2 separate regions of the Mus musculus genome follow, and region 1 is linked to region 2. Evidence: chromatin loops called from intact Hi-C (ENCODE). Cell type or tissue: heart. All regions are shown on one strand. Links, peaks and the distances in the headings refer to the core of each region. The heading gives the core; the rest is flanking DNA.

Evidence for each region. A loop is a pair of places that touch in the nucleus more often than their neighbours do. Peaks named below come from ENCODE experiments on the same cell type or tissue, not always from the same donor. Only the 100,000 strongest peaks of a DNase experiment are listed, where the experiment ranks them.
Region 1: it touches region 2 in a loop (2.6-fold over the local background); 2 of 42 quality-filtered maps call a loop at or near these places.

What each region holds. Positions count from the first base shown.
Region 1 is chr1:171,110,000-171,117,385 of GRCm38, reverse strand. It overlaps n-TVcac6 (a tRNA gene), which reads right to left and starts at 5,943; the gene lies at 5,871-5,943. It also overlaps a transcript of Cfap126 not described here. In heart, for the core only: no CTCF peak of the experiment used is centred there; DNase peaks (open chromatin) are centred at 3,255 and 5,385; H3K4me3 peaks cover 2,041 bases; H3K27ac peaks cover 1,707 bases.
Region 2 is chr1:171,325,459-171,332,844 of GRCm38, reverse strand. Dedd (death effector domain-containing) reads right to left here and starts at 3,700. Exons shown (of 6, transcript NM_001128609.1): 1 at 3,319-3,700; 2 at 1,560-1,592. Gm20045 (a long non-coding RNA gene) reads left to right here and starts at 5,531. Exons shown (of 2, transcript XR_865726.1): 1 at 5,531-5,951. In heart, for the core only: no CTCF peak of the experiment used is centred there; a DNase peak (open chromatin) is centred at 3,714; H3K4me3 peaks cover 3,485 bases; H3K27ac peaks cover 3,094 bases.

The sequences.
Region 1 (7,386 bases), core at 790-5,789, 220 kb after region 2:
AACTTGACTAAATTTAAAATCACCTAGGAGACACACTTCGAGGTGTCTGTAAAGGTCCTGTCAGGGTTAACTGTGAAGAGCAGACCTTGCATGCATGTGGATCACATGGACTGAAGGCCTATACTGAATTCAATGGAAAACGCTGCCTGCCTGCCTGCCTGCCTGCCTGCCTGCCTGCCTGTGTTCTTCTCTTCCACTTCCTGACTGAAGATTCAATGTGACCGGCCACCACACACTCCCGATACCATAACTTCCTCAGCACGGTGGACTGTACTCTTGAACTGTGAACCAAAATACACTCTTCATTTCATAAGTTGCGTTTGTCCGGTACTTTGTCACAGTGATGAGAAAAGTGACTAAGACACAAGCCTGGTGGAATCTTGTACTATTCCAGAACATTGATAGCAAGGAGCCCATCTAGCTTTAAAAAGTAAATATAAAACCAAACAGGTCCTCATATGGAGTTCCAGGACATCCAGGACTAAAGAGAGAGAGACCCTCAACAACAACAACAAAACCTAAATAAATAAACAAACAAATGACATTTAAAGAACTCCAAAAGTGGGAGACAAGTGGGAGCCCATCATGTGCCGGCTATGTACTGGGCTTTGTAGCAACACCCTATAGGGATAGCTTGTCTCTACTCCAAAATCAAAATCAGTGACACTTGAGTTAGGAAGACTTGGAGACTCAAGATTGATGATAGCTTGAGGTGCTGGAATTTTCTGGAACTGTTCATTCACGTGACTGGAAATTACACCGGTTGTAAGATATACTTCACTGGTAAATTGTCACATATTGTTTGAGATCTCTAGGGACTGGTTCTGGAGCTGAGATTGTCCATTTCCTCTATTTCAGACCCCAGCATGCTTGTCAAAGTGACCTCCAAGACCCCTTATCTGTGAATGGGCTGCCCCACCCTGATTCTGTGACAGGGGAAAACGGGACATTAACTGCATCTTATCTGAGGTTGCAGGAGCAGTCTCGTGTGGCCTCTCAGAAGATATCTTTTAAAAAAAATGAATTTTACTTAGTTATTTTGCTATCAGGGCATTTTAATTAGCATGTTCAGGATGGTGGGTTCTAAGTGTATCCCAAGACAATGAAGAGGAAGGTGTGTCACCTTGTATAATGAAACCGGTGACATTTCCTCTTTAGTCAGTTTCTCCCAAGGAGGAGATATAGGCTACGTTGCTCAAGTGAGTACACAGAAATAGCATAATAAAGGGTAATGACTGGAAGCTATTCAGTGACTTCAGTTAAGTGTCTGGTCTTACTCTTTTGAGACATCCGTACCCACCCTCAGGTTTGTAATGTGTTTCCTGCATTTTCCTAAGCTGCTCTCTATCTTTCAGTATTTGTCCTTAAATCTGTATTAAACAAGGTGGCATCTACACCTACAATGAAAACCGGTACTCAGGAGGTTAAGTGCCAGTACTTGCCGTCTCTCCGGCTCCTGAAGAACACTTCTGACAAACTTTACACAAGAAGGTTAAGAGAAAGAGAGACTAGGGAAAGAAAAAGGCATACTTAAGTGTGCGTAAGGGCTCCTCGAGGGAGAGCCATAAATGAGTATTTTCACACGAGACATATATACCTAAAGTTGTATCTCAAAAGCTTGCTTAGAAGCACAGGTTTATTGAGTGATTCTAGAGAAATCAATAGGGTTGCTCAGAGGGCATCTGGAGAAAGTCCTGGGAACACTGCCTCTTCACAAATGGAAGGGTTGTAACGCCTTAAGTAAGTGTTGCTAATTGTGCTTTGTAGTCTGATACTTTGTAGTTTCAAGAATAAAAAGGAAAGGGAGCCACATTATGGTTAGACTACTTCCTGTTCATTAGCGGTGTGGAGCTCTTTGGGGCAAGTTTAATCTTTGCCCACAGGATATCTAATTTCTTCTTGTTTCTTCTTTGCAGACAACTACTTAGCAAATACTTAATCTTTCCCGCAACACACCTTGACCAACAGCAACCAACCAACAACCCACCCCATCACTCGGGACCCTAGCATTTATAGACCCTCTGGAAAGTCCTCAAATTCCAAATGTCACACAATTGCAGAAACTATCTGCAGTTGGCAAAAAACGTGCCTCTGCTAGAGCACTAAGCAAATCAGAGTCAGCTGCTGTGGACAGAATGAAGCAGCCCCATATCCCATACGTGGGATTAAACAAAAATATATTCTTATAATATTTCTGTGGTTTTTAAATAAACCAAAATTTCAAAATTGTCACTACACTGCATTATCCTTATTATTATTATTATTATTATTATTATTATTATTAAAGATAGGTTTCTCTATGTAGTCCTGTAGACCAGGCCTTGAACTCAGGCTTGATCCACCTGTCTCAGCCTTCTGAGTGATTGCAGTGGTACACCCCGAGACACACACACACACACACACACACACACACACACACACACACACACACCCCAATCCCCTCCCACAGCTCTGGCTATCTTGGAACTCATTTTATAGACCAAGTTGGCCTCTGCCTCTCAAGTGCTGGGATTAAAGATGTCCACTGGCTCTGTAGAACAGATTTTAAGTCAGTGGTTCTCAGCCTTCCTAATACTGCAATCCTTTAATACAGTCCCTCATGCTGTGATGACCCCTAACCATCAAATTATTTTCATTGCTACTTCATAACTGTGATTTTGCTGTTATGAATAATAATATAAATGAATATCAGATATTCAGAATATCTGATATGAGACTCCTGTGAAAGGGTCATTGGATCTCCAAAGGGGTCTTGACTTACAGGTTGAAAACCACTCTAAGAAAGAATTTGTGACATTGATGTAAATGTTTGGACCTAGGTCCATCACTTAATAGAATGGGATCACAAGCAGGTCTATTCTTTTCTTGATGCATAACATTTTGATGATGGTGGTTATCTCCTAAGGTGATTACAAGGATCTGTAGCCTGCTACAAAATAATGGGAAACGAGCAATTATGATTTCAGAGTTCCCATTAGTGAATTGAAGATTCTGAAAGTTACTTAATGAAAGATAACCTTCCCAAGTTAACTGCTGAACTGTTGAGCTAGGGCGGGATTGAGGAGGGGGAGGGTTAGGCTGGAGCGACGGGAACTCTTGGAAGGAAAGGGAAAGTACCCATTTCCCTTGCGGGGTCTTTGGAGCCTCTTGGCCACAGCCCCTGCTGCAGAGAGGACCTACCCTTTCTCTGCTCCGCTCTCCTCCCGCAAGTGCGTGGCCCGGGAGAGTCACATCCGGTCCCACTGTCCAGAAATGAGCTCAACCCACAACCCCCCTTTCCGTGACTCACGCCTGAGTACCGGGAAAGCGCTACTGGGACCGTGAGACCGGGCATGAAGGCGGGGCGACCAGGAGACGAGGAGGGACAGGCTGCGTCCGGGAGAAGGAACCGGAAGCTGAGGATGGGCCGAGTGGCCTGCAAGTCCCCAGATCCGCACTTTGGTCTCATGCTGTCAAGAAACGCTTCGCAAGCCAGGCCAGCCCCAAACTTGTCTGAGAAACCACTACTACGTACCACGTCCCTCTGTTTTCGATTGGCTCCCTTCATAACCAGTGGTTGTAACCACTAATTTGCTTTCCTTCTGTTAGATGGGTTTATCTGCATAAACCGGCCTCAGTAAATCTCCCATCTCAAGGTCTGTGTTCCATGTTATGTGTATTATTTGTACATTGTACAAAACGAGGATTATTTAGGCCAAAGGTCCAGTATCAGGTGCTGCGGTGTTGTTAGTTCTCTGGAAGGGACCTCGTGGGGATAGAGGAGACATGCAGGGATATCCAGCGATCGGGAAACCAGAAGGAATTCAGGGGCCAAACTTTTTTTATTATTATTATTTTATTTATTTATTTTGTTTTTTCGAGACAGGGTTTCTCTGTGCTCAGTCTGTAGACCAGCCTGGCCTCGAATCCATCTGCCTCTGCCTCCCGAGTGCTAGGATTTAAGGTGTGTGCCACCACTGCCTGACATTTTTTTTTTTAAATAGCAACTTTATCTCAAGAAATACATTCATGATGTAGCTTACTCTGCCCTACTTTTATTTTTTATTTTTAATTTAATGTGTATGGTTGTTTTGCCTGCACGTATATGTCTTTGCACCAAACTGAGTGCCTGGTGCTAGGGAGGCCAGAAGAGGGGGTAGGATAGCTTCCCTGTGGGTGCTGACACCCTCTGGAAGGTAGCCAGTGCTCTTAAACACTAGCCCCATCAGGGCTACTTTTTAATGCTTCTAATATCTAAATACTGAGCCACACGGAGGACCAATCTTCTAGCCCACAAACGTTTGTGTGTGGGGGACACACTTTAAACCATATCCAACACAAAGTCCAATAAGAGGCAACCTAATCATGGCTGAATACGTGAATACACTGGGGGGGGGGGAGGAGGTCAAGGTCAGGGTCTGGTTAGACGTTAGTGTATGATTTATGGTGACAGTCAGATTGCAGCTCAGTCTTCATCCATCCTCAATGGAACATCGGATGATGGCCAGACTCACAGTAACAGCACAGTGCTGACTCCCTCCTGACTCCTAGTATGTGGCTTTCACTCTGTGTTCTGGAGTGTCCTGCCTCGAATTTAAGAATAGGCCATCACAGACTTGGCATTAAATAAATATTACAACAACAACAACAAGAGATTATCTATTATCTTGAGTTCAAGGCCAGTCTGGACGACAGTGTGAGAACCTGTGTTCTATATCATCCTTCACTTTTGGATGAGTGAGTTTATTAAGTATATATCGAGCAAAAGTGAGAATTATCCAGGAAGAGTAGCATATGCCTTTAAATCCCAGCACTAGGGAGGCAGAAACAAGAAGATCTCTGGGGATTTTTTTTTTAAGATTTAATTATTTCTTTTATGTATATGAGTACACTGTAGCTGTCTTCAGACACACCAGAAGAGGACATTGGTTTCCATTATAGATGGTTGTGAGCCACCATGTGGTTGCTGGGAATTGAACTCAGGATCTATAGATGAACAGTCAGTGCTTTTAACCACTGAGCCATCATCTCTCCAGCCCCATAGTGAGTCTTAAAAAAAAAAAAAAAAAAAAGGTACTATATTAGGAGTACTGGATGCCCCTCTAGAGGACTAGGTTCCCAGCACCCACATGGCAGCTCCAATGTCTTTAACTCCAGTTTCAGGAGACTCGATGTTCTCTTCTGGTCTCTGCGCACGCTAGATTGCACGTGATGCACATGCATATATGCAGGCAAAACAACCATATGCATTAAAAATAAGTTAAATAAAGGGACTAAGGAAGCGTTGTTGAGGCAGCCAAAGTTCCCAGTCCAAAGTTGGAAGCACGCTGTCCTCCTGGTGAGGTTTCCAAATGAAAGAGCAAGTGGCGTGCGCAGATACGGGCTAGGGAATGCTTGCAGAAGCAGCTACCCTGGAGCTTCCAGCGGGGAGCGCTGGCTTTCTTAGTGAATGCTAGGAGTCTGAACTTAAGTTTTCATGCTTATGAAGCAAGCATAATAATAGAGATGGGAGCTTTGTAAAACAAGATAATCACGGGGTAGCAGGCGGCGGGATAGCTCTCAGTATAGGTTATAAACTCTGGAGAGGAGGAATATGAGGCAATCCCTGCTGAAAAGATCGGAGCCCTTCTCGGGACAGAAGTATGAACTGACGACTCCACAGTGCCTTCTGGAAGAAGCTGAAGGAAGACATAAATACTTGCGGGTCTCTTTGGGAGGACCAGCTCACTGTCGACAGTCTCCCTTCGTTCGTGTAACTTTAGCTGTGCTGATCCAGCCCTCGAAATGGTCCAGGAGACGTGTAATTTGGTCAGATCCGTTTGTAGGTTCTGACTGTAAACTCTTTAGATCTTTTTATAGGATTGAAAAAACAGGTTGAAAAACAAAGTTGCTGTTTCCGCCCGGTTTCGAACCGGGGACCTTTCGCGTGTGAGGCGAACGTGATAACCACTACACTACGGAAACTGGCTGGCAAGCTGACCTATATGAGCTGCACTTGAAGTGAATTGTTTCTTTTCTGGCTCTTAAATTCTATTTAGTCAACCAACAAGCAGGTTCCTCTCTGAAGCTGTTAAATGATTCTCACGCATGGGACTTAGACGGTGCCCCCAAAGAAAACTGCCAGAAAAGTTAAGACTCCGCCGGGGACCCAGAAGCTCGGGGAAGAGCGCCAGCCAGGCTTCCGTAACCAATAGGCGCAGCTTTCCAGATCCTGCGGCGCTCCAGGAGTGCTTGGCTGATGAGTATAGGGCGCCACCTGGCGGCCAGCATGTGCTGTGCCGCGCGACGGGAGAAAAATGGAGCGAGCCAAGGCGGCCTGAAACAATGAAAAAGCACCCTGAACCTAAATGTAAAAGGCATTTCCCAGGCTTCCTCGTTACGTTTTTGTTTGTTTGTTTTTAATGAGTCAAAATGTTTATTTGTTCGTTTCTTGCATCTGAGGTACTCTTCGCTGACATCCCTGGCCGTATTATTTAACCACTGCATGCGACCGCTTTATCGGGTTTCCCACTGAGTCGGTTCTGCAGAGGCCTGCCCGTTGCCCTAGTTTCTCCTCGTCAGCCTTAGGTTGATTTGGGGGCTTAGCACGAAGGTCTTCCTCCAACTCGACATACACAGGCTCTGCACACTTGGGTGCATGCTCCAAGGACGGACTTGGTGCTTGTCTACGGTTTTGGCAGCTTCACGAATTTCAGTGCTAGGCCATGGTGGACGAGAGTGCTCTTCAGACCCTTCTGTAAGGCAGTATTAATGTCTACTGTATCTCCAGGAGCAATGCCTTTCCAGGCCATGGCAACCAAAGAGAATGAGTCCCTTCCACCCCTTAAAAAACAAAAATAAAAATAAAATAGCCATAATACGTAATGGGAGACGTTTGGGCTTTTTGTTTGCGCAGCGTAACTTTTGAGACCAGCAGGTATTTGTGCTGCCCTACATATTATAAAAGTGAAAGTCAGTGGATGAGTAAATTTCATTCTGCTAAGATAGAGGACAAAGGAAATGAGAACTGGAGCTAAGAGTCATGGATGAAGGATGAGGAAGAAAGGCGAGAACCCTGGGGAAGAGCTGACTGTGCGAGGCTGTGTAAAATGTGAAAAGACCTCAGCTATTTCCAAGGGGTGCCCTAGACCAACACCAAAGAATGTATCACATTAAGCCACTTTTAGTAGGATTAGGGGACATACTTTCTCAGGGAATCTGGTCCAAGCACATGCTGATCCCACTCTTTTGGAAACATTTACACTTTAGAAATCAATACAGAGCCCGATGACGGTAGCACATAGCTCTAATCCCAGCACTCAGGAGGCAGGCACAGGCAGATCTTGGAGTTCGCAGTCAGCCTGGTCTACAGAGCAGGTTCTAGGACAGCCAGGGCTACACGGAGAAACAAACAGAAAAAAAAATCAC
Region 2 (7,386 bases), core at 1,221-6,220:
AGAAGCAAGAGCCACAGTAGGCAGGGAAGGGTGGTGCACTCTCTTCAATCCCAGCACTTGGTAGGCATAGGCAGGTGGATCTCTGCGTTCAAAGCCGACCTGGTCTCCACAGTGAGACCCTACAAACCAAACCAAACCCTCCACAGCTATAAACAAATACACTGACCCACTGGATGTCCTTGCTGTAGTTCAAATACTAAAGTGCACTTTTTTTTTGTACTAGGGACCCAACATAGGGGCCTTGGGTTTAAGTGGGTAAGTGTTCCACCACGGAGCTACATCCCTAGCACAGAAAAATTCTAGATTCTGATCAATTACTGTATTTCCTGGAGGTGTAGTTCATTTTCCTTTAGTGAGGTCTGAAGTAGTAAGAGCCAACAAGAGTCTGTATGTACCTAGACAGTTTCCTCCTGATAGGTTACTCTCTACTGCGTTTCTGTGCCTACGCAGTCTAGATCCTCCCATCCAGAAATGACAATCCTAACTTGTTTTGTTTTGTTTTTTGTTTTTTCAAGACAGGGTTTCTAACTTTTTAAAGTACTTTGACTTACGGAAGCAAAGGATGTGTAAAAGAATTATCTTTAAATGAAACTGGCAGTCTAGCTTTTAAGAGGAATTACATCTATATTTTTACAAGAAAAAAGAAATACTTGACTCTCTCAGAAGCCCTTACCAGAAAGTCATGTGGAAGAACTTAAAAAAAAAAAAAATGACAACAGCCAGGTATAGTGGCATCCCTTTCATCCCCACAGTTGGGCAGCAGAGGCAGATGGATCTCTGAGTCTGAGGCCAGCCTGGTCTACATAGCAAACTATAGGCTAGCCAGGACTACAAAGTGAGATCCTGTCTTACAGAAAGGACGGACAGCTTGAACTTTGAAGCAAAAACTACCTGGGCAATCCTGAAGAGAGCTAAGGGCTCATGAAGCTCTGCCTTGCTGGCGGGACCAGGAAAGTGTAACCAAATATATTTGGAGGGCAGAATTACACAGTATGTTTTCAAAAAATCCCAAGAAGCGGGGCAGTGGTGGCGCACGCCTTTAATCCCAGCACTCGGGAGGCAGAGGCAGGCAGATTTCTGAGTTTGAGGCCAGCCTGATCTACAGAGTGAGTTCCAGGACAGCCAGAGCTACACAGAGAAACCCTGTCTTGAACCCCCCTCCCACCCAAAAAAAAAAGAAACCAAGAACTCTGAACTGCTGGGAGAGACAGTGAACTAGGGAGGGGGAGCCTTCTCACTGAAGTACCTCAGCCTCCGTCACCTTCCTGGAGAAATATCTCATACATAATGTACAAGAGCACAGCTTTCCATATGTTAAATGTTTCACTCAGAGCTGACCAGAAGGGTAGACAAAAACAAACCAAAGCTGGGACCTCGTCCCAGGACACTTAATACCCCCTTTCCCTCTGCCTATCTCTCCAGTTACCTGAGCAACGAACTCAGAGAGCGTGAACTCCTTTGCCCTAGCATCTACCTCCTTAAGCAGGTTCTACCCCAGTGCATCATACCGTTTCCATTCCATCCCATTGTGTGCAAACAAGAAAAAGTTCCAGACTTACCTTTGCAAGAAACTTAAATCCCCAGGGCTCTTCCTAGCACAAGTTTCAAAGCCAGCACAAAAACAAAAACAAAAACAAATAAGGGGGGGGGTAAAAGAGCAAAATTTCAAGCTTTATTTTGAAACTTCAAAGGTCCACAGTTAGTCAAGTGTCAGTGCCAAAAAAAAAAAAAAAAGTCATCTAAGCCTAAAGTCATTTCATTGGCTGAACTATTCCAAATTACAGAGAACTCAAACTGACCAAATCCACAATATCGTATCAGCCCCTCAAAATTTCTAGTCTCAATGGCTCATAGCAAGAAAGGTTCCAAGTCAACACTTCTGGGAATGAACCATCACCCTGATACTGTCTCGCCTTCCTCAATACCTTATTCCGTCTAGTTTCTTACAACATGAGTGGTAGGGGGACTGGAAGGGGGAAAGTTACAGCCAAAGACAGCTCTTCCTTCCCATCAGGTCACTCACGAGGCCAGACTCAAACTTCACCTCTTCCCTCAGCACACAATGAAAACAAAATGACCACTAAAGCAACATCCACTCACGTCTACACTCCGGTAGGAAACGGTGGTTTTGTTTTGTTTTGTTTTTGTTTTTTTTCCTAAATACGCATATTGACACCTCCTCCCCCTCCTACAACTTGAGGGTCAGTAAAGGTAAGCATATTTAATTAGCCTGTTACCTAGAGGCCAGTCTGTCTCTTCTATTTCCTCCTCAGGCTTCCAGAGCCTCCACCTTGGTATATAAGGCTCCAGAAAAGTCTCTTTCCCTATTCTTGTAATGCTAATTGCAAGAAAAGAAAAAAAGAAACCTAGGAAAGAGCTTTACTAATCTCCCTATTTGTAACCAGGAAAAACAAGGAAGCAAGCGGGTGTTTTGGAAAGCAAATCCGGTTGAACCCTCATTCAACCCCAATTCTCCAAACCCACATGACCATTCCTTTCTGCCCTTCCCACCCTATTAAAAGCTAAGCGCCTGGCAATTAAAATTGGCTGCAACTGATACTGCTTAACTCTGCTGCCCTTCCACAGGGGGGAAAGGGAAACCCCCAAACCCTCTATCACCCGTGCAGCTCCACTGCCCTATCTTCCCCCCTTCCTTTCAAACTTTCCTCCGGGTCTCTCACTTTCTACGTTACCCCGGCACATCGCCACTCTCTCCATCCGCCAAGCCCCGCTTCTCTTCTCCTCTTCCACCCCAATTCTCCCCTTAGGCCCTTCCGCTTCCAATTTGAACACTTTGAAAAACCTCCCTCCGGCACACGTCTCAAGTCCAATCCAACCCCCCCCCCCAACCCCCGCCACCTCCCACGTCCTCACCACGGCGCTCACGGGAGTCCAGCCCTCCCTGCAGCCACATGCCACCAGCCCCCGTCCCCTCCACACCCTCAACCTCTCCCTCCGGCTCCTACCCCTTCCCCAGCGCTGGCTCGCAGCCCCGCTCCCCACCTCGGCCTCTTTACTGCCCCTGGCCTGGGCCAGCCTGGGCCCTTGTTTACGCCCCTCCCCAGGCTCGCACTCCTGCGCCCCGACCCCTGCCCTCTCCCACAGTTGCCATCTCCCCTGCACGCCCCCCTCGGCCGCTCCCCTTCCCCCACCTCGCAGCGTCCCGTCACCTCCCTCTCCGGAGGTTCTCCGGGCTGGACGTCGCCACCGCCTCCCCCTTCCACTTTCCTTCCCCAAGCCCTTGGCGGCCCCGCCCGGCCCCGCCCCGTCCCACTCGACTCCCCCTCCCCACGCCGGCCGGCCGCCCCGCCGCCTCACTCTCGGCTCAGCCTCGGCGCCGCCATGTTGGATCCATCCGCGCCGCTCTCCGGGGCCTGCGCCTCACGGAGCCGCATCCGGGCTCCAGCCGCCGCCGCCTCCGCCGCCGCCGCCGCCGCCGCGGGCGTGGGGGAGGGGAGGGCCGGGCGGGGGTGGCTGCATCCTGCACAGCGCCTCCCGGAACCTGGCCGGTTAGTGTCGGCTTCGAGACCATAACGAGGCATGAGCGGAGGAGCCATACTAGGTGAGGGCAGCCTGGCAGCGGCATTAAGCGGGGAGTGGGTAGCTTCACGTCGGCAAGAGAGGCTGGAGACTGGCAGCCATCTTGCTTAGGGGCAAGCTGGCAACGCAGGGTTCTCCTAACGGCGGCGGCGGGGAGGTTCTAAGAAGCGGAGAGAGAACGTATTTGAAGGTGGAAGCCTTGGTGGCGCCCGAGCTGGCTGGTATCGGGCTCGAAGGCCCTCGGGAGAGAGGGGCTGGCAGCCATGATACGTAAGGGCGGAATCGGCCGGGGGTCGGACTGCCCGGTGAACTGAGGTGAAAGGTCACGATCTGGAGTTCACCTTTGCCTTGAACTTCCTGTCACTCTGACGTTCTGAAACCCGAACCTCGCAGCCGCGCTTCTCACCCTCTCTCGGAATTCATCCCTTCAGTGTTTTCCTTTTGAGCTCCCATTTTCCTATGGAAAAGTCGCCTCAGCTGACGGGTGAAGGACGGCTGAGAATTGAATTGGGGGTGGGATGGGCTCGAGTATGTTCTGGAGCTGCCGAGAGCCTGCTGTGGCTAAAGGAAGAGGTAATACAAAGGGCTTTGAGATAGGGAGCTATGACTCAAGACCTTGCAAATTTATTTTATCCTAAGGGCAGTCGAAGAGGCTTTGAAGGGTCTAAACAGAGGTGTGAACAGTTAGTTATATTTGTATTGTAGAGAGATCACAGCTTGCCAGCTCTGGGCATGTTAGTGCCAGCCTGAAGCCTGAGGCAGGAGGATTACTTGAGCCCTGGAGATGGAGACCAATTTGGACTTAATTTAAGCGAAGAAGACCGCAAGGATGTTAGAGCACTGTAGAAGAATGCGTTCTTAGCACGGTTAGGCCTGACGTTCGGTCCCTGGGGAGTGGAGCTGGGTAGGGAGAGAGATCAATTATGAAGCTAAAGAAGAGACAGTGGCGATGTGTAGGTAGGAAGGCATGTGTTGGATAAGGAAATATGAGTGTCCTGACTTGAATAACTGGGTTACGTTATTTTTAGTTTCAAGAGATCTGCGGGATATCTTTTAGGCAAGTATATATGAATTAGTGTGGTTTGAAACCAAGAAAGTTGAAAGTGTGCTTGCGCATGTCTGGATATTCTTGGAGCCATAAGAGAGAAAAATGGCCTAAAGAGGAGGATGTGTGCATTCGAGGAGTGAGATGAGGGAAGGAAGCAGAAAATAGGACAGCGAGGAGGCACAGACAGGAAGCCAGACAGAGAAAAGTATCAAGGAAACTTGTTACAAGTATCAAGAGTAAGCGATTAGGTAAGATGTGGACTAAAATGTGTGGTTCGGAATGTGGAAGAAATGAAGGTCACTAGGTAAACTTGGAGAAAGTTGTTACATAGAGGTATAGGGTAACAACCAGATCCAAGTGGAAAGATACAATGTGTAAAAAGTTTTGTGGCTACTCACACTAAGGTTTGTAATCCCAGTTTTCAAGAAGCGGGAGGATGGGATTTGAGGCAAAACTGGACCTATTTAATGAGCAACAGACCAGCCAGACCCAGTAGTAAAAAGGCAAAAGTAAAAAGCCCTTTTCTCAGTGTTTATTGGGGGGAGGGGGAGAAGTGGGGGAGCTGTCAGTAAGTTGTCGTGTGGAGGAGAATTTAAAAGAAAAAGGAAGGTTTTCACCAGTTTGTAGTAGTGCATACCTTTAATTCCAGAGGCAGAAACAGGCAGATCTCTGAGTCAAGGCCAGCCTGGTCTACAGAGTGAGTTCCAGGACAGCCAGGGCTACACAGAGAAACCCTGCCTCAAACAAGAGGGAAGAAGGAAAGAGGAAAGGAAAAGAATGAATTTGAGGTAACGTGATCCTCCCAGGTGACTGGGCTGTACATTAGCAAGACCTTTGTCAGTAGCTTATCCAAGATAGAATGACTGATAACAAGAAAACTGACATGCAGGCTGGGGGGAAATGCTCAGAGCTACACAGAAAACCTGGTTTAGGGGGCAGAGGGGTTGTTTCTTGTTTTTTAAAAACCGTAATGTTGTAGTGAAAGAGAATACTCATGGCGATTACAGTAGGAGAGACCTTTGTCTCGAAAAAAAAAATCCGTATAGAGGATTTTTGTTGTTGTTGTTGTTGTTTGGTTTGATTTTTTTTTGCTTTTGTTTTTTGAGACAACAACCAGGTCGTGATCCACCTGCCTCAGCCTCCTGAGTTCTGGGATTAAAGGCATGTGCCACTGTGTGTGTGTGTGTGTGTGTGTGTGTGTGTGTGTGTGTGTGTGTGTGTGTGTGTGTGTGTGTTTGTGTGTGTGTATTTCTGTCTTAAGAGGAACTGAAGGGCCGGGTATGGTGGCGCATGCCTTTAATCCCAGCACTTGGGAGGCAGAGGCATGTGGATCTCTGAGTTCAAGGCCAGCCTGGTCTACAGAGTGAGTTCCAGGACAGCCAGGGCTATACAGAGAAACCCTGTCTCGAAAAACCAAAAAAAAAAAAAAAGAGGAACTGAAGGGATGGCTCAGCAGTTGAGAGACTGAATTCTAGAACACTTTGGACATCAGTTCCAGTTTCAGAGGATCTGGCACTCTCCTAAGGGCCCCCGCATACATGTACACATACAAACATGCACATAAATATTTTTAAATCTAAAAGTGATCTAGCTAGGTCACTTCTGATCTCTGAAGGAATCAAACATAGTAGGGAGATCCCTCTGCATCCATGTTCATTTGTTGTAGCACTAGTCACAATATTTATGTTTTGGACTTTGCCTAATGCCCATCAACAGGTGAAGGGCTAACAGGAATGGGATTTTATTCCGTCAAAAAAAATGCAATCCTCTTGTTTGCAGGAAGATGAGTGGCACTGGAGAGTATTGTGTTTTGTAAAAGTCAGATTCAAACAAATATTTGAATATAATGTAGATTTGAATATAAATACGGCATGACGGTAGAACTTTGGTGTACAAGAGAGGAGGAGGAGGGATGAGGAGAAAACGGCCGTGAGCAAAGTACACAGTGTGCTTGTGTGACGATGTCTTGGTAAAACCCATCTTTTTTCTTTTTCAAATGTACTCAGAAACTCTGTAACCTTAACTGTCCTATAATCCGCAGCCTGGCCTTGAACTAAAAAGATCAGCCTGCCTTTGCTTATACAGTGCTGGGATTAAAGCTGTGAGGCACCACAACCAGCAGAAACCCATTAGTTTATATGATGAACGTGGCTCACACACACTCCAGAGCCATAGTCACTCATGTATGCTTCTAGAACTAAGTGTCTCTATCCTTCTCTCCAACAGTAAGTGTACCAGTTTTCAAGAGGGTTTTTCCTCACTGACACTCTTCTGTCCCCATGGGGAAGACTTTGCCTACTCTAGTTGTTTCAATTTTTTAAAATTATTTTTGGTTCATGTATCTAGCAAATATAAAGTGTTTGCCTGCATTTGTGTATGTGTGCCCCATGTGTGCCTGGAGCCTGCAGAGACGAGGTGTTAGATTCCCCGACACTGGAGTTGCAGAAGGTCATGCTGCTACAGTAGTGAAATGACCTTTAACACCTTTAATCCAAGCACTCCAGAGGCAGAGGCAGGCTGAAGCCAGTCAGGGACACTGTGAGACCTTGTCTCAAGGATGCTAGCAGCTGTCAGTAACAAAGATCTAAGGGCTTTAAAGATGACTGTGGACAGAGGTGCTTGCTGCCAAGCCTTAATGACATGAGATTGGTCACCTGAGCCAACAGCTTCAGAAAATTGTCCTCTAATCTCCACATGTATGCCGTGGTACACACATACACATATACATGTACATAGGCATACATCGAAATATAATAAAAAATCAGTAACATAGTGGCTTTTTAATAAGTGTTACAGTT